2 separate regions of the Homo sapiens genome follow, and region 1 is linked to region 2. Evidence: chromatin loops called from intact Hi-C (ENCODE). Cell type or tissue: CD4-positive, alpha-beta T cell. All regions are shown on one strand. Links, peaks and the distances in the headings refer to the core of each region. The heading gives the core; the rest is flanking DNA.

Region 1 (12,617 bases), core at 1,600-9,599, 640 kb before region 2:
TTTCTTCACCTGTAAAGTGACAGCTGTTCCTACCTTGTCAGAGGCAGAGGATTAGCAATAATGCAAGCGAAATGCGTAGTAAAGTGCTCGGCCCATAGCAGGCACTTAGTGAGAGGTAGTCATTGATGTGAGGTTTTTTCCTTATGTTGTGAATTAAGGCACAGATTCTGGAATTTGGTTTGGCCGTGCATGAGAAGTTTGTACCTCAAGATATGAGACCCCTTCACAAAAAGCTGGTTGACCAATTCTTTGTGATGAAGTCGAGCTTAGGGATACAGGTATGTATACTTAGGTGTCCATGGCGGGGCAGCCTGATCACTGCCGTTTGCTTGTTAAAGGGATGATGATGTATCCAATAGTGACATCTTGTGGTTTTTCTACCAAACTGCACTGTTTTACCAGGGAGCCCTCAAATACAATTGCCTTGTCTGCTATTTGCGAGGCTTTCCTTTTGGGAAAACACAAATGTAAGTGAGGGAAAGCCAAATAATACTGGAACTTGCTTTAATAGCTCCCTATGTGAAGACTTGATGGCAATTAGGATGTGTGCCTAGTATGCTAACCTGTCTCATAAGTTATTTTGCCCAAATCATTACTGTAATGAGATATTTCCTTTACTACATCTTTAGGAGTTCTCTGCTTGTATGCAAGCCAGTCCTGTCCATTTTCCTAATGGAAGCCCTCGTGTGTGTAGAAACTCAGCACCTGCTTCTGTGAGCCCAGATGGTACCAGGGTAATTCCTAGACGCAGGTAAGTCATATTCCAAATTATCTTACAATTTGGCCTCACCCGCAAGCTGATCTGGAATGGTTCTCTCATTCTTTATGGCACAATTTGTCAAATACGCTATTTCTTAATGAAATAACTAACCCGCGAGGCAGCTGCAGACCTCTGCCACCAGTAAAACAGCAACAGCATGAGAAATAAATAAACTCAAACATTTGATTATATTGAGGCAAACAGGAGAAAACAAAACGGAATGTATTTTCCCCCCTTTGGTTTCATAGCATTCTAGCACATGATAAAGTACAATTTGGAGACTGAGTTAATGACCTTTTTTTTCCCCCTGAAACAGCCCGTTAAGTTACCCAGCTGTCAACCGATATTCTTCCTCCTCACTGTCCTCACAAGCTTCTGCTGAAGTAAGCAATATTACAGGGCAATCAGAAAGCTCTGATGAAGTCTTTAACATGCAGGTACTTAATTAGCTTTTTGTCTGGTTGTGTTTATTCCTTTTCTGTCTCAATCATGAGTGTTTCTGTTCATTCTGCTGTGCTGATGAACAGACCAACAAGCAAGAACTTGGCTTAAGGACAAACCTTTAAACACTCTTCTTGCTTTATGGGTCTCTAGAGTCTACAAAGACGTTTCTCTTAAAACTGCCCCATCGCTTTAAGACGACATCAGCAAGCGATGGAAAAGCCTAGGCACGCTGCACAAGGTTCAGCTCTGAGACCTGCCCCAAGTTCCTTCTGCAGTCCAGGACTCTCAGAGTGTGTTGCCACTCACTAGCTGCCTCTTAGCTTGCCTTTTTTTTTTTTTTTTTTTTTTTTTTTTTTTAGCGAGTCTCACTCTGTCTCCCAGTCTGGAGTGCAGTGGTGCGATCTTGGCTCACTGCAACCTCCGCCTCCCGGGCTCAGGCAGTTTTCGTGCCTCAGCCTCGTGAGTAGCTGGGATTACAGGTGTGTACCACCACGCCCGACTAATTTTTGTATTTTTAGTAGAGACGGGGTTTCACTATGTTGGCCAGGTTGGTCTCGAACTCCTGACCTCAAGTGATCTGCCCAATTTGGCCTCCCAAAGTGCTGGGATTACAGGCATGAGCTACTGCGCCCGGCCCCTCTTAGCATTCCAAAATGGCTTTTTTTTTCTTTAAGAAGACATGATTTGGCTAGGTGCAGTGGCTCATGCCTGTAATCCCAACACTTTGGGAGGCCGAGGTGAGCGAATCACCTTGAGATCTGGAGTTCGAGACCATCCTGGCCAGCATGGTGAAACCCCGTCTCTATCAAAAATACAAAAATTAGCCGGGCATGGTGGCGCATGCCTGTAATCCCAGCTACTCGGGAGGCTGAGGCAGGAGAATCGCTTGAACCTGGGAGGAGGAGGTTGCAGTGAGCCGAGAGCATGTCACTGCACTCCAGCCTGGGCAACAAAGCGAGACTGTGTCTCAAAGAAAAAAGAAAAAAAGACATGATTTGAGGGTCTGTTTTAAAATTATCTTTACTTATGTACATATCAGAAAGTTTCCAAAGGTATTTTTTTTATACAAGAAAAATGTAGTTTTTAGGGATTTTAGAGCCAGTATAACTCCTGCAAGCAAACATTTTATTTAAACACTACTAATATGGCATTTATGATAGTTCAGTAAGACTAAGCTGAAATTTTCCTCACCACTATCTTTGGAAAGGAGACATAACACTTATTTCCAAATTCATGCTTTGAACATACTTGTACAGATAACAAGAAGGCATATTTTATGCCTTTTAGACGCACTCGCCTGTTTTTGGGCCCTAGGCTGGAAGTCATTCTACTTATACCTCAATGAAGGAATGCACTGCTAACTGGTACGAAGTCACAGTGTATAGCTGAATCTAACACGAAGGCATTCCTTTGGCAGGAGTCAAAATCTCAGACTTTTCATTAATTCATGCAGACTTCTTTGTCAATCTAAGTTATTAAGATTTTCTATATTGTTAAACGGACTTTTTGTTGCTAATTTGAAAAAAAGTTGATGATTTTGTTTCAAATACGTCAGTGTCGTGGGAAGCCTTTAATCAGGGTATGATAATAGCTCCCTGTGTGTTTCCAGCCAAGTCCATCTACCTCAAGCTTGAGTTCTACTCACTCGGCTTCACCTAATGTGACAAGTTCTGCTCCATCGAGTGCCAGAGGTCAGTGCCAGAGTGTGGGGAAGACTGAGGGTGCCCAGAGAACCTTCTAGTCCTGGGAACTGTGGCCAGCTGCCACACGTTCAGGCTCTCGCCTCCAAACAGGTGCAGCACCACTACCATGCTGATGATCCTCTCTCTCCTTCTCTTCCCAGCTTCTCCTTTGTTGTCTGACAAACACAAACATTCCCGAGAAAACTCTTGCCTGTCACCAAGAGAGAGACCATGCAGTGCCATCTATCCAACACCTGTGGAGCCTTCGCAGGTACTCCTTGTAGGGTAGAGAAACTAGAAAACAAGGACAATTCTGGAATTGCTTACCTATCTCTGCAGAAACACGCGGTAGCTGCCAAAAGCAAGCAGCTGGGCAGTGTCAGACCAATCCAGCTGGTGAAGATTGCACCTCTGTTTTCTGCCCATGGTTAGAAATTTCTGCCTGAGCCATCTTTTTTTTTTTTTCTTTGAGACAGGATCTCGCTGTCACCCAGGCTAGAGTGCAGTGGCACAATCCTGGCTCACTGCAACCTCCACCTCCTGGGTTCAAGCAATTCTCCTGTCTCAGCCTCCCGAGTAGTTGGGATTATAGGTGCCCACCACCACACATGGCTAATTTTTGTATTTATAATAGAAATGGGGTTTTGCCATGTTGGCCAGGCTGGTCTCGAACTCCTGACCTCAGGTGATCCACCTGCCTTGGCCTCCCAAAGTGCTGGGATTACAGGCATGAGCCACCACTCCCGGCCCTGAGCCATATTTCTGATAGGGACACATGGTAGTTGCTTGGCAGTGATGCTAAAAGGGAAATGGGAAGTTTACCCTCCTTGATCTATTTCATTGCTGCTTCTTAAACATTATGCAAAGTAGTTGGGTGAATAAAGTGCCTGTGTTTGCATGCCCTGTGTATGTAACAGAAGTCTGGGGGAACCTCTTAAACTAGGAAAATACCCTTGAAGAGAAGCATTCTCCTGCCCAGCAGTCTTTGCCTTTGCCTAGACCTATTTAAAAGAGCTGCAATCGATTCCTATCTGGGTACCCATGAGTATAGGAGCAATTTGTTTGCCTTTGCCATTCTTGAATGCATGAGAAAAGAGCGGTTCAGTCCTCAGCCTTTCCCTGTCAACTGCTCATGCGAGTAAGGGAGCTTGGCCCTCACCCCCTGCCTGAACTTGGTTTTGAAGTGATCCCTGTTTTTCTGAGAGCAGAGGCTTGGGCTCAGCCCTTGGGCACTTCAGGAGCCTTGAAGGGTGGTTTCAAAGTTGAAGATTCATGGGTAGCCCTGAGTTTTAAAGATTTGGGAATAGTTTAGGAGCAGAGAAAAATAGTTATTTCTACTCCAGCTAATTTCTGTTTTTCTACACCATCCTGGCAGAAGTCTGTAGCCACATCCGGAAGTGGATGAGAGAGAGTGGGATTTGGCTTCATTGGTTTGTCTTTGCTGATTGTGTGATCCTCCCGAAAGTCCCAGGGTACCGCCTCTGCACAACGCTGATGTCTTGCAGAAATTATATCTGAGTGCATTTGGCTGGACTAGCTATTTCCCTTTGTCACTTGATGATGCTGCAAGGGAATTTCTCAGTTTGTTCTGCTCCAGGAGAACTTCTTGTCAGCATGGGCAACTCTGAAAGCCTTCTCTGATTAGCCTCCCAAGTTTTCTGGTTTTAGTAAAATTGGAAGCAGTATATATGTTGCTAAATTTCAATAGTGTGCACTGCCGTAGTACATCTACTTTTAAGGACTTGGTACCTTCTATTTAATATATTAGGTAAAACCATGTAAAACTGGCATTTTTATAAGTTAAAAATTGTAGACTATCAATTATTTCATATATTTTTTACCTAATAAATGATTTTTAACATGCAGGGGTTAAATTTCACTCACTAGTGATTTTTTGAACTAATATTTCTCCTTTAATTCTTATTTCTGTTTTATATCACCACTGTAGCATTTGTATTTACAAAGAACTCCACACAGGCCAGGTGTGGTGGCTCATGCCTGTAATCCCAGCGCTTTGGGATTGGCCAAGGTTGGAAGGACTGCTTGAGCCCAGGCATTCAAGACCAGCCTGGGCAATATAGTGAGATTCCATCTCTAAAAAGAAAAGAAAAAAAAAGAACTTCATAGCACAACTGCTATTTACTATTTATTTTTTACATTTTATTATGAACATTTACCATTTATATTTAAAATATAATACAAACTTTTCCAACACTCTTTTCTTTCTCAAAACCTAAGGCTCTTCCCACCCCCTTTTACTTAAATATAATTAAATTATTTGTTCCTAGGCTCATCATATCACACAAAAATTATTTTGAACAAAAAGTTTTACTGAGGAGATAATCGTCTCATTTTCTGAAAGGTTTCACATGCCCGTATATCACATCATAAAAATCAACCCTTGTAACTTTGCAGAGGATGCTGTTTAATCATATTGGAGACGGGGCCTTGCCACGCAGTGACCCAAATCTCTCTGCACCTGAAAAAGGTAAGGCCAGCCCCATGGTCAGTCCTGGAATGTGTAAGGGCTTGTTTTATCCTCATGTTCTCCAGTCTTCTGTGTGTCTGTGTGGAAAGCAGTGCTCTAGCTCTTTAATGATCAGGACTAGTATGCTCTTTAAGGGATTAATGAAAGACAGTTATTCATGATCATTCTTCAAAAGCTGTTTTCCTATAAGATTTTAACAGCAGAATCTGAGCAAGATAGGAACGCCTATGTTTAATGGCTTTTTGTTATCATCCAGTGAGTCACCCAGGCAATGCCTCCTCTTCCTGAAGCAAAGTTGCCAATTAGGCTCCTTGTTCAGCACAATGAAAATAGCTTCACCCGGATCGATTCGGTGGTCCCATCCTTCGTCTCCCTTACAAAGCTCATTCAGCCAACTCATGTGTTGTTTGTTGTGACTCAGATACGGCTCTTGTACAATTAAATACCATTTAAGAATTGCAATCCAGTGCATAATGGAGTGTGCCCTGCCTCAAGGTCACACAAAATGAGAACCAAACACATGGACAGCAGTAAATAGCCAATTAGGATCAGTCTGCAACACGGCAGAAGATGAAGAGCAGATTAAACACGATTTCCTCAGCTACGGGGTCGGGGCTTGCAGCAAGTCACCCATTCACCTCTCTCAGGGTCAAGCCTCAAAAATAAGAGCAGTTCCCCAGGCCAATAAATCAAGAGTCGTTAATGAAATAGTCTGGGAAAGTGCCTTTTAATTGCCCTCATTAAGAAGTAAACTATTGTCATTTGGGTACACTGCTACATTAGAACTTTCCTTGGGAGATGGAAATTAGTGAAGTCTTAGGCAAAATTATTTTAAAACACAAATTTAGCTTTAATGTTACAAGTCACATGTTCATCTTTGTCAGTAGAACTAAGGAATGTGGTATTTTTCTCACCCCTTCTACTAAAGAAAACCACGATGCAAATTTAAAAGAATAGAGAAAAAGAATTTTAAGAGTGGTAACTCCATCCCATTAAGTGAAAATGGTCGAGTGGTAAAATGTTGAAATTCTCAACATGCCCACCAGATGGCAGTGTCTGTACAGGGAGTGAGTCACTGGAACCCAGATTTGCTGTTGTAAACCTCATTGCATAGTGGCTATTTACAACCAGCGTGTCCTGCCCTTATTCCTGCCAGGATTGCCCCATATTCCTGCATCTTATCGAAGCACAGAGCAGACAAATTACAAAATAAGAATGACACTGTCCATATTCCAAATCATTTTTTAAGGACATATTTCAGTGTAATTCATTGATTTCAGAAAGAGTTATCAATGAGATAATATTGCATGGCTGTTCTTTCCCAAGAATTCTGCCAAATAGTTAAAATATTAGTATGTCATTGCCTTCTCCATTTTTAGGTGTCACTTGTCCAGAAATGTCTACTAAAAGCCAAGTTTTAAAATAGCCCAGTGACTACATCTTCCATCTGTTATCCAGCATCTAAACACATTTGTAATTCTCAGCAAGTTTTACACCCCAGTGTAAAGATTTGTAGTTCCCTTTGACAGCATTAAGGGAAATAAAGAGACTTGTTAGCGCCCAGTTAAATGGTAACTATAACTGTTAGGCAGCCAATTAAATAAAGGTTTAGTATTCAAGAAGTTTCCTGTTTTGTTTTTCATCCAGTTAAGTTTTTCATTCTGGATAATTCTGACTTTCTTCTAAGATCTCAAGCATTGGAAGGGCAAAGCTGGACCGTGTGTTTTTAGCTGTGTTATTCCCTTCCAGCTGTGAACCCCACCCCTAGCAGCTGGAGCCTGGACAGTGGGAAGGAAGCCAAGAACATGTCGGATAGTGGGAAACTTATCTCTCCCCCTGTCCCTCCAAGACCCACACAGACTGGTGGGTATTTGAAGAATTTGAATGATCACTTTTATAAAATAACTTTTATTGACTACTCCAGTTTGTCCTGAATTCCTGAGAGAAAGGTAGGCGTTTGATTTCTGGGATAAAAACCTTAGTAGCTGCATAATTCCTTGACAATTGTCTCCCTCTTTCCTGAACTTCTATTACACGGGGTCAAACAGTGGTCTGTTCCAAGTAAGCCTCTCGGACAGATTTTATAGAGTGCTCTTTACCAAGCCACCATTCTCAAATTCGGGGAGGCACCCTAACCTTGGTAGGCCACTAGCATCTTCTCTAACCTTCACTTTGAACCACTTCATTCTTATCAACCTCCGCTAACTCAGCTACTTTCTTCAGTCTTATTCAGGACTGATGCCAAAGTTTCCAGTTGCCTCTAAATAGCCATTGACTAACAGTTACGCTCCATAAGCTTATCAGAGTCATTAACTTTGTATCCATAGTTATCTGTTGCTTTGAGAGGTCTTTATGCAAGGACTATATTTCGCAAAGGGTTGATTCAGGGTACCGCATCCCCTCAGGTGGTCGTTTAAGCAGCAAAATCTTGGCCAGGTGTTTTGGCTTATGCCTGTAATACCAGCATTTTGGGAGACCAAGGTGAGTGGATCACTTGAACTCACAAGTTTGGGACCAGCCTGGGCAGCATGACAAAACCCCGTCTCTACAAAAAATATAAAAATTAGCCAGGTGTGGTGGTACACACCTGTAGTCCCAGCTACTTGGGAGGATGGCTTGAGCCCAGAAGTCAGAGGTTGCAGTGAACCAAGATGGCACCACTGCACTTCAGCCTGGGCCAAATAAGGTAGTTCACACCTGTAATCCCAGCACTTTGGGAGGCCAAGGCAGGCAGATCACTTGAGCCCAGGAGTTTTGAGAGAAGCCTGTACAACATGGCAAAACCCCATCTCTACAAAAAAAAATGCAAAAATTAGCCAGGCATGGTGGCACACACCTCTAGTCCTAGCTAGTTGGGAGGCTTAGGTGGGAGAATTGCTTGAGCCCAGGAAGCAGAGGTTGCAGTGAGCCAAGATTGAGCCACTGCACTCTAGCCTGGGCAACAAAGTGAGACCTTGCCACAAAACACAATAAACTATGTGCCACCTAGTTTACTCTATACTTGTCAAAGCCAAAAGTCAAGTCACCAATAATTTTTGAGAGACATATGAGGTCTTCAAAGAAAACAAGAAATAACTTTAAGCTTATTGATCACCTGCATTAGTATATCAGTATGTGTACAGAGGCCTAAAACTTATCGGCCAAACTATTTGTATCTCATTCACGATGTACATATATTCAGGCAGTCTCCAATTTAAACCTGGTTGTGTCCCTAAAGTTGAGAACCTGAAAAGCATTTTTTAAGGAATAATATTGATGCAAATATGCTGTGGTTGCAGGGGCCACCATGGTGGTGTCAGCAACTGCCTGAGTCAGGAGGAAGAGGGTCCTAGGGAACAATCAACTTTCTACCACCGTTAAGGCAGGAACATAGTTCTCCGTCAGGATCAGCTTCTCCATACAGATGTGATTTTCTTCCATAATCAGCACCCACGATCAACAGGATAGGAGAACTAAGGCTGGTATTAGAATGTGACACGTGCTGACAGCATGCCCCAGCATTCAAGAGTGCAAGAGAGAGGCTGCACACTACCAGTGTGATCATGGAGCACTCTCACTGACCCCTTAGGACCCAGAGCACACAGATGACCTTACCCCTCCCAAGTTAACTGGCAGGGCTGCCATCCCTTCTGCACTGATTGCTCTCATGGTCTGTTCTTATGTCATCATCTGTGGTCACTGTTGTGGGGCTCTGTAACTGTCTTTCTTTCTTACAGCCTTTCAGTAGTTGTGAGTTGCAAACCTCACTGTGACAGCTGGGAGAGTAGCAGCTAATCACAGAGCGACATACCCAGAGTTCACCGAAACGTCTCTGTGGAATTGAGAAATGTGGCTGACTCTCACCCTGTTGACTGTGTCACGCCAGCCTTTACCATACAGGGCTATGCTTTAGAGAGCTGGATTTGCTATACAAGCATGCACACAGGAACAGTGCTATCACACATGCTGTGTTCCAGGTGTAGGACTTGAAAATCTAGTGAGAAAAAGCAAACAGTTCACTCTTCTTGGCCACGATGATGAAATCCATAGAGACCCACCACCAGGGGATAATGGGAAGACCTGAGTACAAGCATTAGGGGAAGAAATGGAAAACCATGCACCTGTTGTATGGCCATGGCCAAGGGTTTTCTACCTATTTGGGGAGTACTGGGGTTGTTTGGGGGGAGCTGATTAAATATGTTCCCGTAGACCTGTTCCAGGCTGCTGGGGTGGCCATGGTGTTCCCATTGGTGCTCACGCCAAAGTCAACAGCTGTTCCCCAAGAACTGCTCCCTAGCATCTCACACCTAAAAGCACCTTATGAGACAGATCAAGCAGTGCAGAAGCACCTGGACTTTGGGGAAACGGAAAGGACATTGGATCAGTTTGGGAACCTGTCAATAGTCAAAGCATCATATATGCCATGATAACTTTTCACTGATGCTCCCATATCTTGGCAGTGCCACCCTTTGTGAGAACCCATTCTAGACAGGCATCATTTAGCTTCTCCCCCATCCTCACCACCCCCTTTGCTTAGAAGGTCCTTATGCACTGGATCATCTGTTTGGGTTTGTAACACAGAGGGCATGTGCAGATAGTCAATCGTCTGGTTTTTCTTAATTGAAATGTTATCTCTCTCCCCATTGACAGCTTCACCAGCAAGACACACGACATCAGTATCCCCCTCGCCTGCCGGGCGATCTCCATTGAAGGTAAAGGCCCTTCTTTCGACTGAGGCTAGAGACTGGCCCAGTTTTCTTTTTCTCTAAGACTCATCCCAGATATATCAAAAGGTGCTTTAATTTGCAGGGACCAGGCAAAGAACTTATCAATCAGGGATAGGGGAAGCTGGTTGAGAAAAACAACACTGGACTTTCCCTTCTGGGTGCCTCCTGCACAAACGCAGCCATTTGTTTTTCGATTATTAGCCTCATTCTCCAAATGGTAGCAGTGAGAACTTGCAGACTGAAGTCAGTGCATATACTGAATTAGGAAAGGAATGTGGTCCTAATGTACCTCCTAGGAAACTTTCAGCCTGGCCTTTTAGTTTAAGGTACATCAAACACACACACACACACTTAGATTGAGAAACATCAGTATCAAGATCTACTAAATATTCTGTGTCTTTTTGCCTTTATCGTCAGCCAAACCCATTTTGTCAAAGCCAAACCTAACATTCTCTGTTAATATTTTATACCAAGTTTCTCATTTACATTAGAAATACATACTTGATCATGAAAAACAAGGCAGTAATATGGATTTAAAAGATTTCTAGGGAACAAACTGGAAAGCTGTAAAGGTCAGACATTCGAATTGGTTTGTAGACATGGGCTATTTAACATCTTTAAACATAAAAAATCCCTCATGAAGATAAAGAATAATATTTAGTCTTATCCAAATTGAATCAGACCGGCTTCAAGGATTGTCAGTACGTGAGAGATTGGTGTTCAGAACTGCTGCACCAGAGGCAAATATGAAGTGTGTCGAAAGAATGATTTTGTACCTGAGTGACTTAGGATTTACACGCTCCATGTCCTTTGTGTGATGAGCTAGTTCTAGCTAATGTGCAAAAGACAAATTAGCCTCTACAAACACATAGGGGCAGGTTGCGATCCAGTGCATCTGTGGTGCTAACGATAGTTGCTGATAGAAATTGAGAAACGGGAAAACAACCCGCCTCCCCCCGCAAAATGGAGAAAATTGAAAGAAGTGTGATTCCCTTGCATTGCCAGAATTTCTGACGTAGAAATTCGCGGGTAAGTGCAAGTGATTTGCTCGTTTTGTTCTCATTCTGTAATGCAGCTGTTATTATGAAGTACCTGTGACAGCATTCACTCTGGAAGTCATAGCCTGTCACCTCGATGTGATAGAAAGGAAAGCAACATGGCTTTTCCGCACTTTTACATTTGCCCTTACTCACACAGAGCTCCCACACGTTGCTATGGAATTATCATCTGTATTTTTCAACTTAAATTTTGTTGGGTAGTAAGAAAATAAGTCTTAAGAGATTAATTCTTAAACATTAAAAAGAACCCAAGAGCTAAAAATGTTTGAATAGCTATAAAATAGTCTTAGCAAGCTGGTATATACTGTCTCTCAGCAGACCTGTGTACATTTTTACTGGCCATATGCAGTTCGAAGCCATGTCTTTATATGTAGGGTTTGAAGGAAGAGAACATAGATCGAACATTTGTGTTATACCTCCTGGGTTACATTAGGGGGCACACTGCTACCATGTTACTAGCCTTGCAGTGTGCTGCCTTAACTGATAAGAGTTTAGTGGGGTTTTGGGTTTTTTTTTTACCCCAGCCAGCCATCAAACTGTGGGTCTAACCCTACAGCGAAGACTGAGCTGACCTGCCATATTTTGAATTTCAGGTCTAACTTTTGACAGAGGTAGCAGTGAATTGGGAACTCTTAATTGGCCTTAATGTTAGGCTCCTACTAAATGACAGGATGTGTATCTACCAGCGTTATTTTGTTTACAAAGAGAAACCAAAGTCAAGTTAGCTTAAGAAGATAGCATTTCTCAAAGTGTATACCATAGAACACTAGTTTTCCAGGACATTATGTAATAAGCGGGGGAGAAAAGGTCTATAGTCAAGTAAGTTTGGAAAACACTGGACTGAACAAAATTATTTGTATTCCTTTATTCTAAGCCTTGAAAATGCGAATATGTTTTGAATATACACAAGGAGTATACAGTGTGCAGCATTTCCCAGCGGAACCCTCTTTTCACAGAGCATCTATCTTAGGACTCGTTTTCCTTGGGATACTAGTTGGGAAAGTAACAAACTCAGATGCCAAATGGGGCCAGACAGCTGACACAAATGAAGGAGGCCGGGTGTAGTCCCCACGTGGCATAGTGGGGACTGGCAAAGTGAAAAGGGACAGCCCTTCTCAGCTTTTAAAGATTATCTCTATTAAGAGAATGTGTGCCATTGTGGCCAGAACTCCTAGTTCTTTATGAACTGCCAGAATTCTGGAGTTTCATGTGAAATTTGAAATGTTAAAAATTAACTAAATTAGGTTTTTAAAAAACTGCTGAGGAAACAGCTCACATCACAGGCTACAGCCCCGAGGGCTGCCAGTTCGCCAGTTCAGCTCAGGAGTCTGGAGTCTGGAGTGATGGCTGGAGAAATCAGGTGCAGAACCTCGGGTGCCTCTGCTCCTCCTCCTGAGCTCTCTGGGTCTTCTGAGCTGAGTGTGCTCAGCGGCCCTGGCTCCTGGCCTGCAGCATGCCCTGCTGAGCTGGGAAAGTGAA
Region 2 (12,617 bases), core at 2,136-10,135:
AAGCTATGGGAAAATAGACCTGTCAGGAGATTTGTTCAATTTAGGATAGGAGGAACAACAAAAATACATGTTGTATTTGTTTCTTAGAAAGTACTCTAAGGGTGTTTTCCCCCCAGCCAGCTAAATTGCATGTGGCAGTTGCTACAGCAACCCATTTTTGTGATTTGCAGAATAAGGGAGCAAACCAGATGTAAATTGTCCGTCAGTAAGTTTCTGTTGTCATGGAAGATGGTAACGTATGCAGTCTCATTTGGTCAATTTATGTACTGTTGTGGTGTATTGTTCTATCTGCTCTTTTCAACATGCTGTCATGAATTAGTATTCCATTCTTTGGATGCATAATTTCGGAGTTTCTGAGTTTTATACATGATGTTAACTGAAATAACTAGATGTCAGATTCATAGAAGGTTGTTGCAAAATGAAGGTTATTTGACATCTGTTTTGTAATTTTTCAGCCTATTGACATAAGAATTCTTTATTTCATGAAGAAGAATCAAATTAATTTTTAAAGGGCACTTCAAAGGTTTTGTGGTTATTTTATTTGAAAACACATATTTACAGTCTACAGAGTTAAGAATATATTTTTGTCTCAATGAGACCTTTAGTAAGGAAATAGGAAATAGCTCTGGACTGGGAGCTTCTGGAATTCTATGGTCATGCCTCTCTGCTCTTTGCATTCTGGCAAGTAGATTCACATTTTAGACTCAAATCACTTGTAACAGCCATTATATTTGGAACTCCCCATCTCTTCTTTTTGTTTTTCTTCCTCTTTTGTGTGAGAGACTGTCCCCTTCTCTCTGCTTTCTTTTTCTGTCTTCCCCACTGTTCTAGAAGCCATGACCCTCTCGTTCTAAATAGATTTTGCCCTGCTTCCAATGAGATGCGAGGCTGGGTATTTCTATGCATATTTTTAATTTGATAGGAAGTGTAGCTTACAGCTTATTGTGAATACATTAACATCTCATCGCTTGTGACAAGTCCTTCACACTTTTCATCCCTGCTATTAATTTTCCTTTTCTCCACATTTAAAAATTTTTCTTTAGCATTTGCTCCCCGAATCAAAAAGACTAGATAGGGGGATTAATGATGAGACTTTTCTGTTATTTAGCATGATTTACAACTATTGCTGGCAACCATACTAAGTAGTTTCACATATAATGTCCCCTCAGCCTTTTAAAAAATTGATATCAGCTTCAATAGAAGTGATGGTATTAGTTACTAAAGTGACATCATATCAAAATATATAAACATGGAGCATTATCAACAGAAGTGAGAACAATTTCTAGAACAAAATGTAGAGTTTGGTAAATCTAAAGCAGATAACAAAAGAAATTGTTTCATTCTCTACAATAAATTTGAACTGTGGATTACAGAAGTAAACATTTACAGGAAATTGGGACACAGAGGGAGTGGGAGAAGGAAAATCATATGACTTTTGTCTCTCCCCTACCTGGAGTTTCATCATTTCCAACTCTGCAAAATTGGCTCAAGATGCGAATAGTAAAGGCAGGTATGTGCATGCATGAATGAAGGAAGGTATCCTCCAGCAAATTTGCCTTTCAAAAAAGTTGCCTGAATATAGGCCCAAACTCAGAGATATGAAGAGTTGTTATGCTGGGGAAGTGAAAATGAAAATGTAACTTTTCATTTCACACACATATTACAGGAGTACCACTTTTCAGTGTTCCCATTTTGTTCCACATTTAACCCTAAAATTTCTTGAATTGCCAATACAAATGCCTTATTTTGCTCTCTGGTACTCTCAAAATGGTGTTCAATAGAAGCAGCCTAGTCATTAAGGGATCAGGCATGGACTCTCGTTCTTTCTGTGCTGCTGCCATGTCATTGTTTCCTCATCTACTGAAAGGTGAGTGATAATGGTACCTACTTGAAAGGAATGTTGTGAAAATTAAATAAAATAATGCGTTAAAAGTTCATAGTATAAAAAAGTTCTTCTGCACCCGACACATACAGAGTGGTTACTAAATGTTAATCACTATCATATTAAGAAGTCATCATACGGATAAGAACTCATTAGAATTTGCTGTAACTTAAACTTACAGGTGAAAATATTGGAACAGGAGAAATGACAGAACAAAATAGAACTACTTAAATGTCATTTGGCTCTGATTATCATAAAAGGTTGTAGAATTTTACTTGCCTAATCGATATTTTTCTGGTTATTTCTGTGAAAATAATTCTAAAAATGTATCACGCTATTTACCATGTTAGTTATATGACATGTCTTAGAAGAAGAAAAAATCCTTGGAAAGCAGGTGCAAATCAGTGTGGCTAGACTTAGTTAAATATTTATAAACTGGTAAAAACTATTAGCAGTTGGCAAATATTTGAAAAAATCCAATATTGGTCTGTGTGTGAAAGTGTAAATGTATACGTGTATGCTTGTTGGCAACGGAATAGATAGAGATAAAGAAGTACAATTATTAACCATAAATCTGCAGAAATGCTAATACAGGTTTTTTGAGATGATGGAGTAATGCAGTTGTTATTTCTTGAGATATAGTTACATTTTGCAGGAAACAAAGTCTAATAGATATTGTTAAAATTTAACAACATTCATTAGTACTCACGCAAAATGCTAATTAGAGTACAAATAAGAGAGAAATGAAAACTGTGAAGTCACTATGATCAATGGACACTGTAGTCTTAAAAAAGACCATGTTATTGTCAGCAATTTTTAAATTTTAGCAACTCAAGGGCTTGAGTGCTCATTGTCCTATACTATATGGTCTTTTAAGGGGAAATTGGGACATTGGGGTTTTAATTAACGTTTAAAAAAATAAGTTTACAATGAGATTTATAATTTCAAAGATTGTAATTATTTTATACATATTATGAAGTCTTTTATGACCCTAGCAAAGAGGATTAGTGAAGAATGGTTTCGGAGCTTTTTAAATTTGAGATGGAATGTCCCAGAGTAGTGGAAGTTTCTAATAGAATAGCACGAAGAAGCTGGATTATTCTATTTATTTTTTAGATAGGTATGAAACTTCAAACTTGCTATTTCTGTGGTTTCCATTCTTTTATTATACTTGTGGGCTTCCATTTAGTAATTTTTCTCTCTCTCTTTTATTTGACTGATTTAAACAAAACAAAATAATGCTTCAGCTAAAATCACTTTAGGGCAAAAATTCAAAACTCCAGACTCAAGTAATTAACATGTTTGATGTAAAGCAGCAGCAACACATTACTGTCAATAAAATGACAATCTAAAGAGACATCTTGAAAACTGACTGGATGACAGTGAATTGTGCTTCTGCTAAACTCCAGCAGCTAAGAGGTTCCACAAATATGGGCCCTTCACAGATAAGGCACTGCTGAGTTTCTCTATAGGGTTGAGTTTGGGAAGTTTTGGTCATCATGATGCATTAAAAAAAAGAATGATTTGACAGGAGCATATGGTCCAAACTTTTTAAAACTATAATCATAGTCAATGTGCTATGAAATACCCACTGGGTAAGGATTGAATCACCTGGTTTTGGTTCTAATTATGTCTGTAAGTCACTTTGAACAAGTGACCTAAAATCTGTAAAATCTATCCCAATATAGGGATTTTGTTATATTCTGACTCATTTTTTTTTTTTAAAGAAATTGACAGGCAGTGTAGAGTTCACTCATTAATCATATTGGCGGCAGTTTCTGCATGGCCCTCATTTGAGTTCCATATGGAGTGAGATATAGTGTATGAAAATTAGAGTTCATGAACATGTGGGCAGAAGAGTTTTGTCCATTTTTGGTAGATGTTTCTCCTAAGGATACATAACCTAGTACTCTACAGATATCACCTGACTGCCAAGAAATGACTGTGGATGGTATACCTTTTTAGATTGGGGGCAGTAGAGATAGGAACTATGTTTACCACAGCCTTACATTATTACATATTAACTGAGACTATTTACTTTGAATGTCCCAGTCAGGTCCCTTAAAATCAAACCCCTAACTCATTTAGCTATACCCTCTTCTCAGTCTTCTCAGGGAAGACACAAGACAATATACCTATTGAACCTTTATTTTTCTTGTATATTTCACAGGAAATATACAAGACAGTATACCTATTGTACCTGTTGTACCTATGTATATTCTGTATTAATTCGAACGATTGTCTCAAGTAATTTTTTTTTTTACTAAATCTACAACAAAAATGGTAGACAGTGGACAAAAGAAAAAGACTTGAATCTTAACCCAATAATTCTGTAACTTTGTGCAGAAAATAAGTATGGATTCTTAGGTGTTACTCTCACAGATTCTGAGATCATACATTAAAAGTACCCAAGTGAGTTTGGTAGTACATCATCACAGACACGAATATATGATTCTGCTTGTTGTATCTTATAGACATTATCGCTTATCAGTATGCCAAGGTTCTGTTCAATGACTAGGGATGTATCTATATCATGGTCATTGATTAAATGACCATGAGATGAAATGTCTAAATGAATAAGTGGTAAGATATTATCTTAGAATATTTCTTCTTTCAAAGACATAAAAGTCTATATCAAGTAAAATCCAGAGCAGCAGATTGCTTAAAAACTAAATATGATGATGTGAAAAGAAAGCACCATGCTTAAATGGGGTTGAGAATTCGATATACTGCTAGCAGGTGTGGAGGCAGAATGTGGTGATCAAGGAGGAGGAGTTACCATTCTGGACAGGAAAAATTCTTTATGGGGGAATTTTAAACTTATAAATGTTCATCATCTTTACAAAATATAGAAAGATATTTAAAAGTTTTCAAATATTTTCAAAACTGGTGAGCAACATTCAGGGCTGAAAGAATAAGGTTAAAACATTGTTCTACTTGTTCAATTTGCAAGATATTTATGGTCAATAAAACTTTCCTTATTTCATTACTGATTTCCATTCCCTAAGAAATGATAAAGATCTTAGATGTTCATAAATCCTCCTGGAATTCAACCATGATATTTTTACATACATTACACTTCTAAAATTACAAAAACAAAAAAACCTTAATCCAGTTCAGCCAGAGCCTAAATTTTTATCTTTTGGCTCTATGCATTTTCAACAGATTAATAAGAATGTTTAAGTAGAAAATCCACAAGTAATACTTTTAGATTAGTTGAATTATATTAAGTGTTCATTATCATTATATTATTTATTAAATAATATTATACTAATCAGGTTGTACCATGTGGTAAAACTGTAAAGTTTGATGCACTTATTGTATTTATTTTAAATCTGTATATGTTATAAATATTTTAATATATATTTTCATTACATATATTTTATTATATATAAAGTTTAAGCATATTATTATATATATATACTCCTGATCTTGGCTGAGAAGTTTAAAACTGTAGAAAGAGCCTGTTGTTAGATGCTTCTGCATAAAAAGTCAAATGCTTCTCTAAGGATAAATATATTATGCTTATTCTAAGAAATATGTGATAAGGCATTGGGTACAGTGTACACTGCTTGGGTGATGGGTGCACCAAAATCTCAGAAATCACCTCTAAATAATTTATTCATGTAACCAGACACCATCTGTTTCCCAAAAAGCTATTGAAATTTAAAAAAAAGAAATACATGCTAAGGAAGACACCATAACATGGGCTTCAGAGTCAGACATTCAGGGTTCAAATCAGGACCTTTCCAATGAGTGAAGTTGGGCAAATGCTTCTCCATTTCAAGCCTCAGTTCCCTCATGGAATCAAAGTGAAATGAGGTGAGTTGTACAAAGAGCTTACCCAGGGTCCGGGCTGTGGAGCATGTTAAATAAATGTTGCCCAACATCTTCCTCTTCTTTCTCTTTCTCCTCCTCTTCCTCGTCTTTGTTGTATGTAAGAAGTAGCAGGAAAAAAACCCCAAAAGTTTAATTTTAAATTATACATGTCCTTCTTTATTTCTTACATGTTAGGTTATTCATGATTCACAATACTTTAACCTTTTATCACCTCAAAATTGAATTTCTTTTTTTAGTTGTCTAATTGCTTATAACTTTCAAAAAAAAAACTTCATTTTGAATAGAAAATGTATGTTGATGTGAGCTCTCTAAACTCCATTTTTAATCACTGGAGGAATCCTCAGCAACATTTTTGCTTTAATTTTACATTCAGATTTTGTTTTGTAGGACAGTCAAGTTGAAGGACTCCCCTGATAGCCCTTTCAGGAGGTGACATAGCAAGAAATGCTGAAGTTTTACAAACAGCTAATATAGAACGCTTCTACTAAAGTTTTAGGTTTGGCTCAGCATCCTCAGTTTGAAAAGCAAATTACAGCTTTCATCAATTAACTTTGCAGGGCTAGCAGCTTATTCATACTGAAGAAGATTGATGAATTTCATTGAAAATTGATGCTCATAGTAGCAATGAAATTGTATTCAGACTATTTTCATCTTCATCATTTAAAAGAGAATGCATGAGGGGAAAAAAGTGTCTAAAATTTGGAACTAGATACAAGGAAAGCTTATTATAAATAATGAAATTTGAGACCAATGAGCTAAGTTTTGCATTTTTCTTTTGTGTCACTTATTATACTGCATGACCTCAGGTGAAGAAGTATGTTGACTTCCACTCGATGGAAAAATGATGATAGAGGAAGTTATAAGCTGCCAGTTCACAGGTCTAGCTGTGAATTGAACTACAAAAAATCATTTTAGTTAATCTAGTGGATAGCAAAACTCAGATATAAATAATTAAAGCATCACTCCTTTCTCAGAAAGAAAAGAAGAATCCTACAAAGGTATAATATTCTAGTATGAGCAGAATGCATGATATGAAACTAGAAACAGAGTTACTGTATTTTGATAGAGAATCTGACTCTTGGAAGGCGATATCAACTAGCTATATTTAGGCAGTACCAACGGGAGGCAGTGTTGCCTCATGCACAAAGGCTTGTTCTTTCGAGCTAACTAACCTAGGTTCCTTTTCGTGTTCTTCATTAGTTATGGCAAGTTACTTTTCTTCTCTAAGCCTTATTTTTCACGTTGGTAAAATGGGTTAAACATAGCGCTTACTTAGTACGGTCGTTATGAAGATTAAATGAGAAAATGTATGTTAAGTGCTTAGCATAATGTTTGGCACAGAAAATGCTTGTATGTTGTAAATGAGATCTGCCAGTATTATTACCATTCCTTTAGCCAGTAAAGGATTGTCTAAGAGAGATGATGTGGTTTGAACGTATAAGGGCTCTGCTTACATTAATTTATGTCAGAACATTTGTTTTAATTCATCATTACTTTGATTATTTTGCCCAACAGCAGCATATTATGGTATAATTTATAGCCTAAATATAAAAATGAGACTTTGATATTTACATAAATTTTGCTTCCTCATTAAAAAGTAATTGATTGAGGAAATGGTTTGGAAAATGCCTCACTGATTTTAAAAAGTTAGCTGAACATCACCTTATGAAACTCTTTCAACAACTGTGGTGTTTGTGTAAAAAATACGTGAGTAATAAATGACAATAAGAGGAACAAATATAAACTATGTGTTTGGTAAGTGAGTCAGTTCAGCTAGTCACACAACAAATTGACTTGGATGATGTTTATATCTTATAATGGCATTTTATATATTTTTCATTCAAGAATGACTGTGAATAGAGCTTTCAAAGTTTATATGTTCTTAGAGTATGTTTATCTTTCATATATGGCAGTCACCTTGTTTTGCTCTTTCCATTCTGTTCTGTTGCACTTTCTTTTCAATGCTACAGCATTGTGACCTAGACACAATTCTCTTTTCGCTTGCTCTATCTTTTTTGTTCTCAATGCCTTGGGCACCTGCAGTTTAAGGTCATTAACCCCTTGGCCTTTGTAGAAATCAAAATATAATCTGTGTAGATATATATTGAAATTATTTCCTGCAACTATTGAAATTTCAGTAAAGGTCATTGTGGTTCCATGTATTCTACAGATGTTGAATACTTTTTGTAGAACATGTTCAGTGTTTGGTATTTCTGAGTGACTGAGTTTTGATAAAAATAGAATTAAATTTAGACCCCATTAACACTCCATATTTCAGAGGCATATAAATATAGCGATACAGTAAACAGTCTAATGACATAAAAACATGAATTGTATGTTTGAAAAATACATGTCTATTTTTAACATTTTTTTGTTTTTTTTCCTTAAGAAAGGTAAGCTGAAAGTTAGTTGACAATGTTATTTAAATGCTTTAATCTCTCAACATTATGAGACTATAAATTATAGAACAAATGTTACCCCAAGGAATGAATCCTCTAAAATATTTGCCTCTATTTCATTATAGTCGTTATTAATTTGATAATTTTAGAAAAAAGTTATAAGTCCAAATCAAACCTGTTTATCACAGTGAAAACGAAGTCTCTTAAATGTCTTCTATAGTTAAAATATCTACTATTATTCATGTCACTTGTAAGTGTTGTGAGTCCCAAGCTTCACGTTAGGGGGCTTAATCCCTGGAGAACACATTCTGCTGTTCCTGAAGTCCTGTTTTGTACCAGTTGGGAAACAGTGCCTCTTCCATTGTTCCTCAGGGAATTAGATCCCAGGAGCTTCAGGCCTTTGGAAATAGAGAATGTTGCCTATTGATACTAACCTTTAACTGATTCAGTGGGCCTTTTTTATGCAAACATGCAAAAAGTGGTGATGTTTACACTCCTTCCCTGAATAGAGTAGCTGATTATCTGTGGAATGCTTCACCTCCTGGAAGTAAAGCGTGAAATGACAAACTTTAGAAGATTTTTTAAAGGGATTTTTATTCATTTTAAGGTCTATATTACTTTTGACAGACACAATCTCCCCTAGAAAGGGCTCACAGAATAATGTATGTAAGTTTACTGGCATTTTGACTTTAGTAGTTTACAAATATACCAGTTTACTTTCAAATTAACTAGTATTTTTATCTTATTTAGTGTGTCATTTTCAACCCAAGACAAACCAGAAAGGAGATGCTAAGGAAGTTGCTTTTATGTTGACACTTGATCCATTGGGGGTTCTTAAGTGACTTTGGAGACTTTGTTCATAATTTTTAGTAACCTGGAAAATCCCTAAATAATTTACTCATCTCATTTTTTCCAGTTTTTGAGACCTTTGCCAAGTGTCTGTTTATCAAAGTGCTAATGCTGTCAGACAAACATATGGATGAGTAGGTAGAACAACATACAGTCTTTTTCTCCAAGAATAGATGTTGGTTGTGGGTTTTGTTTTGTTTTTTTTTTTTTAAATTTAACTCAGGCATAGCAATAGCTGTGATTTAAATTAAGAAATAAAGATTTTAATTTGCAAGAATCTATCCAGATATAGTGTGGTATGGTACAAAGGACATAGTTGTTGGAAGGGTAAGATCTAGAGTGGAAGTTCCATAAAAAGGGAACTAACATTTATTACTAACTTCAGAAATGCCAGGGACCAGTGCTGCACCCATATTTTCTTCTACTCTCTGGAGTCAGAGACCCTTGCACCTCAACATGCTAGCAAGTCTCTAACCTCACAGAACCTCATTCTCCTGTCTTAAAGATGTTAATCATCATCATATCTACCCTACTTCACCAGATTGTTGTGAGGAGCAAAGTAATTGTTGAAAAATTGCTCTGTAAATGGTAGAGCTTTAAACAAATATTCACAATTATTGTGTTTATATTTTGTATCCTTCTTACAAGTTGAGTCAATTAATTACTATTATGTTAAGCAAAATTTGGAGAGCACATTTAAAAACAGAGAAATTTGCCCAAAAGAAAAGAATAGGATTGTGATATTAAGGAGATATCATTGCCTACTGGAGCTCTCAGTCTGACTCTAGAAATCAAAAAGTAAGTTGGGATGGGGTAGGGGAGGGAGAGAGGGAGAGGGATTGCTGTCCTGATAATATATTTATTGTTTTCCAGTGAGATGTATAAGCAAAGCATGGATCCTGAGAGTGGACACTGTATATAAAAAAAGGGCACATGTTAAGTGCCTTAAATTATTTACAGTGAAACCAAGTAAAAACAGATGTGGAAAGCCTCTTCAGAATTCTTGGAAAACCTTAAAACTTATAGTGGATGATCAATAGCTGAGTCTCTGTAGGTGAAGGATAGCAGTATTATTATTAACATGTTTTAAAAACAGGGCAAAACTCTAATTTTTATGACTTTACAGAATATGGTAAACTATATTCAAATGATGAATTATGGGTTTGAAATATTTGGGTGTTATATACTTAATAAATCGTTGCTTCTATTATTGAATATTGGCTTTTCCTTTTAGAATATTTGATTATCTGAATAAATATTTCTCTTTTTTGTACATATCTGTGAATTTGGGGGGATTTTTTGCACATAGGAGGTTTTTGAGAAAACATTATTTTTGAAAGACCAAGGAGGCAGAATTTTAATGGAATTCTGGAGGAAGTATTGTAAGGGGTTCTAACCTAGGCCTCTCCAATAAATAGCTGGGTGAATACAAAGTATAATGTATTACATTATAACGATTTCAAACCCTTTCAGCCTCAGTGTTTTTCACCTATCAAATGAACATATTAGACTAGCTACTAATGTCTCTTTCAGTTCAAAAATTTTATTCTATGAAAGCATGTCTCCCCTCTTTATTCCCCGTCTCCTGAAGCTGTGTCATGTGTTTTTATTAATGGCACCATAGAAAATTCTTCCCTTATTATGGCCTAAAGATGAATTAACATAATAGCAAGCAGGTGTATACAAACTTGACAATTATGCAAATATAGTAAATGGCCCTGTAGGTACTGTACTTCTTCAGAAAGATTTGAGATGGACATTAAGTCTTCCTTGTTAATCCTGTATTTAATGACCTCTAAATAGCATCTATTGAGACCTTCCATTCCTTTCAACAAGTTAGAAAAACGTTCCGATTTATCCCTGTTCCTTTTTCCCATCCTCTGGCACCAGCTACTGTCTTTATATTAGAATTTGACTTCCTTTCCTTTCACATTGTGGCTAAAGAAATAATTGTTATCATGTTTTACTAGTGACTTCGTAGATGTCTAACAATACATCACTTTATCAGAAGGAGAGGAGAGGAATTCCCTGAGCTCTGTGCAGGAGCTATGTTCAGTTGTTATACAGTGAAGCTTTCCTAAGTACTCATTGCATAGCCAATATCAGAGAGCTTTATCTTTGACAGCACTGACAAGATGTACTGATGTTTTGCCTAGAGTTTACCTGCTTTATTTAGTTTCATGTACCAAAGAGTGATACATAAGTAGCTAAACTCTCAGAACCAGGTCTACATGGAACATTTTAGTGTGCTGTACACATGTCTAGTGTTTCTTCAGACTGGCTGGAGCCACATTATTTTAAATCATTTTAGAGGAGCATCCTTACTGAGGCTAGAAGTAGGAACTCATTTTTTAGTCTACTATTAGCTTTCTTTTAATGATCTCCTTCAGATTCACCAACAGATACCTCACCTCTGCCCATTTTCAGGGGCTGCTAATTAAGTAATAACATTTAACTTACATAAGTGTTTTTTTAAAACGAAACTCCGGTTATAGAGCTTTCTGATCAACTTAGATTGTAATAAATACCATAGTGCCATGTTACACAGGAATGTTACACCCCAAAAAAATTCAGATTCGGGGGGAGGAGTGAAACATCAAACCCATCACATGGCGAAAGCAAAAGATGTTACAAAAAAGGAAAGAACAAAGAAACAGTGAAATATAGTTAGTGCATCATAAGTTGATCACCTTTTTTGTAGGTCACTAAATTGCTGGCCTGGAAGGCTGGTAGCACCGTTTATTAAGCCATTAACAACAACAACCACCACCTCCAAATAAAAAATTCCACCTACTCATCAGCATTCTAACTCAGCATGTTGCCTGTGACAAGCGACACCCTGAAAAAAATGGTCCTTTGAATTGTCTTGCCAGGAAGGTGCTATTTCTGGTATAGTTACATGATTTGGGGAGACTATGGGTAAATCTTCCAGTCATACACAAATGTCCATCATCTGGCATTCGTAGGTGCTGATCAAATCACCAAACTCACTGGCACACACTGAGTGGCAACACCGGGGGCCTGGAGTGTTGGTATTTCTCAGACTGAAGTGGGCACATTACTGATCTCTGTAATCCACAAAATATGTATGTGAGCTTTACTAAGGTTAAAGAGTGAATCCACTGTTCTTAGGTGTCATCTATTGCAATTTTAAAATAAGGCGGGTTAGATTTAAGAATGTGTGTCTGGCATGCAAACTTTCCCTGGAAAAGGTCTAAGAAAAACTGAATTAAATACTGCAATGCTACATTATATAGGAGTTTGAAATCAGAGGGTTGAGTATCTACTTCAAGTCTTTTCCTCTTGGTTAGGAACTTAGGAGGTACCTCAAAATATCAGATCTGGTCTGTTTCAAAAGCAGCACTTTTAATAAATAGCAGAAAAGCAAATAAAACACTTTTTCCTTTTTGTAATAAATCATTTTGGTTTTTTTTATAGATTGCATGTGGCATTTGAGGCAGAGCGAGCAAAGCTGCCAATATTGCAAGCTGATGCTTCAGCACCTTTCATTTTTCTCTGAGCAGGAACCCTCTTCTTAAACTTGTTCATCTTACAGAGAGAAAATCGAAGCCACTGGCATATTGTCAGAGCTGCTTTATTGTCATCATTTACAAAGGTCACTGGAATTAATTGACTTCTTATATTAC

The links. Peaks named below come from ENCODE experiments on the same cell type or tissue, not always from the same donor. Only the 100,000 strongest peaks of a DNase experiment are listed, where the experiment ranks them.
Region 1: a loop joins it to region 2, with 9 times the contacts of the local background. A loop is called at or near these places in 65 of 110 quality-filtered maps.

What each region holds. Positions count from the first base shown.
Region 1 is chr7:111,729,674-111,742,290 of GRCh38, reverse strand. It overlaps DOCK4 (dedicator of cytokinesis 4), which reads left to right. Exons shown (of 53, transcript NM_001363540.2): 45 at 159-278; 46 at 630-751; 47 at 1,077-1,197; 48 at 2,814-2,895; 49 at 3,048-3,157; 50 at 5,302-5,374; 51 at 7,124-7,237; 52 at 10,004-10,065. Among named protein-coding and RNA genes, the nearest start is that of DOCK4-AS1, 73 kb to the left of the region's middle. In CD4-positive, alpha-beta T cell, for the core only: a CTCF peak has its summit at 6,458 (motif pointing right); a DNase peak (open chromatin) is centred at 6,430.
Region 2 is chr7:111,093,072-111,105,688 of GRCh38, reverse strand. The region is part of intron 3 of IMMP2L (inner mitochondrial membrane peptidase subunit 2); the gene reads left to right. LRRN3 (leucine rich repeat neuronal 3) reads right to left here. Exons shown (of 3, transcript NM_001099658.2): 2 at 5,727-5,808. Among named protein-coding and RNA genes, the nearest start is that of LRRN3, 8.3 kb to the right of the region's middle. RefSeq lists enhancers at 1,606-1,705, 7,971-8,898. In CD4-positive, alpha-beta T cell, for the core only: CTCF peaks have their summits at 6,636 and 6,835; a DNase peak (open chromatin) is centred at 6,858.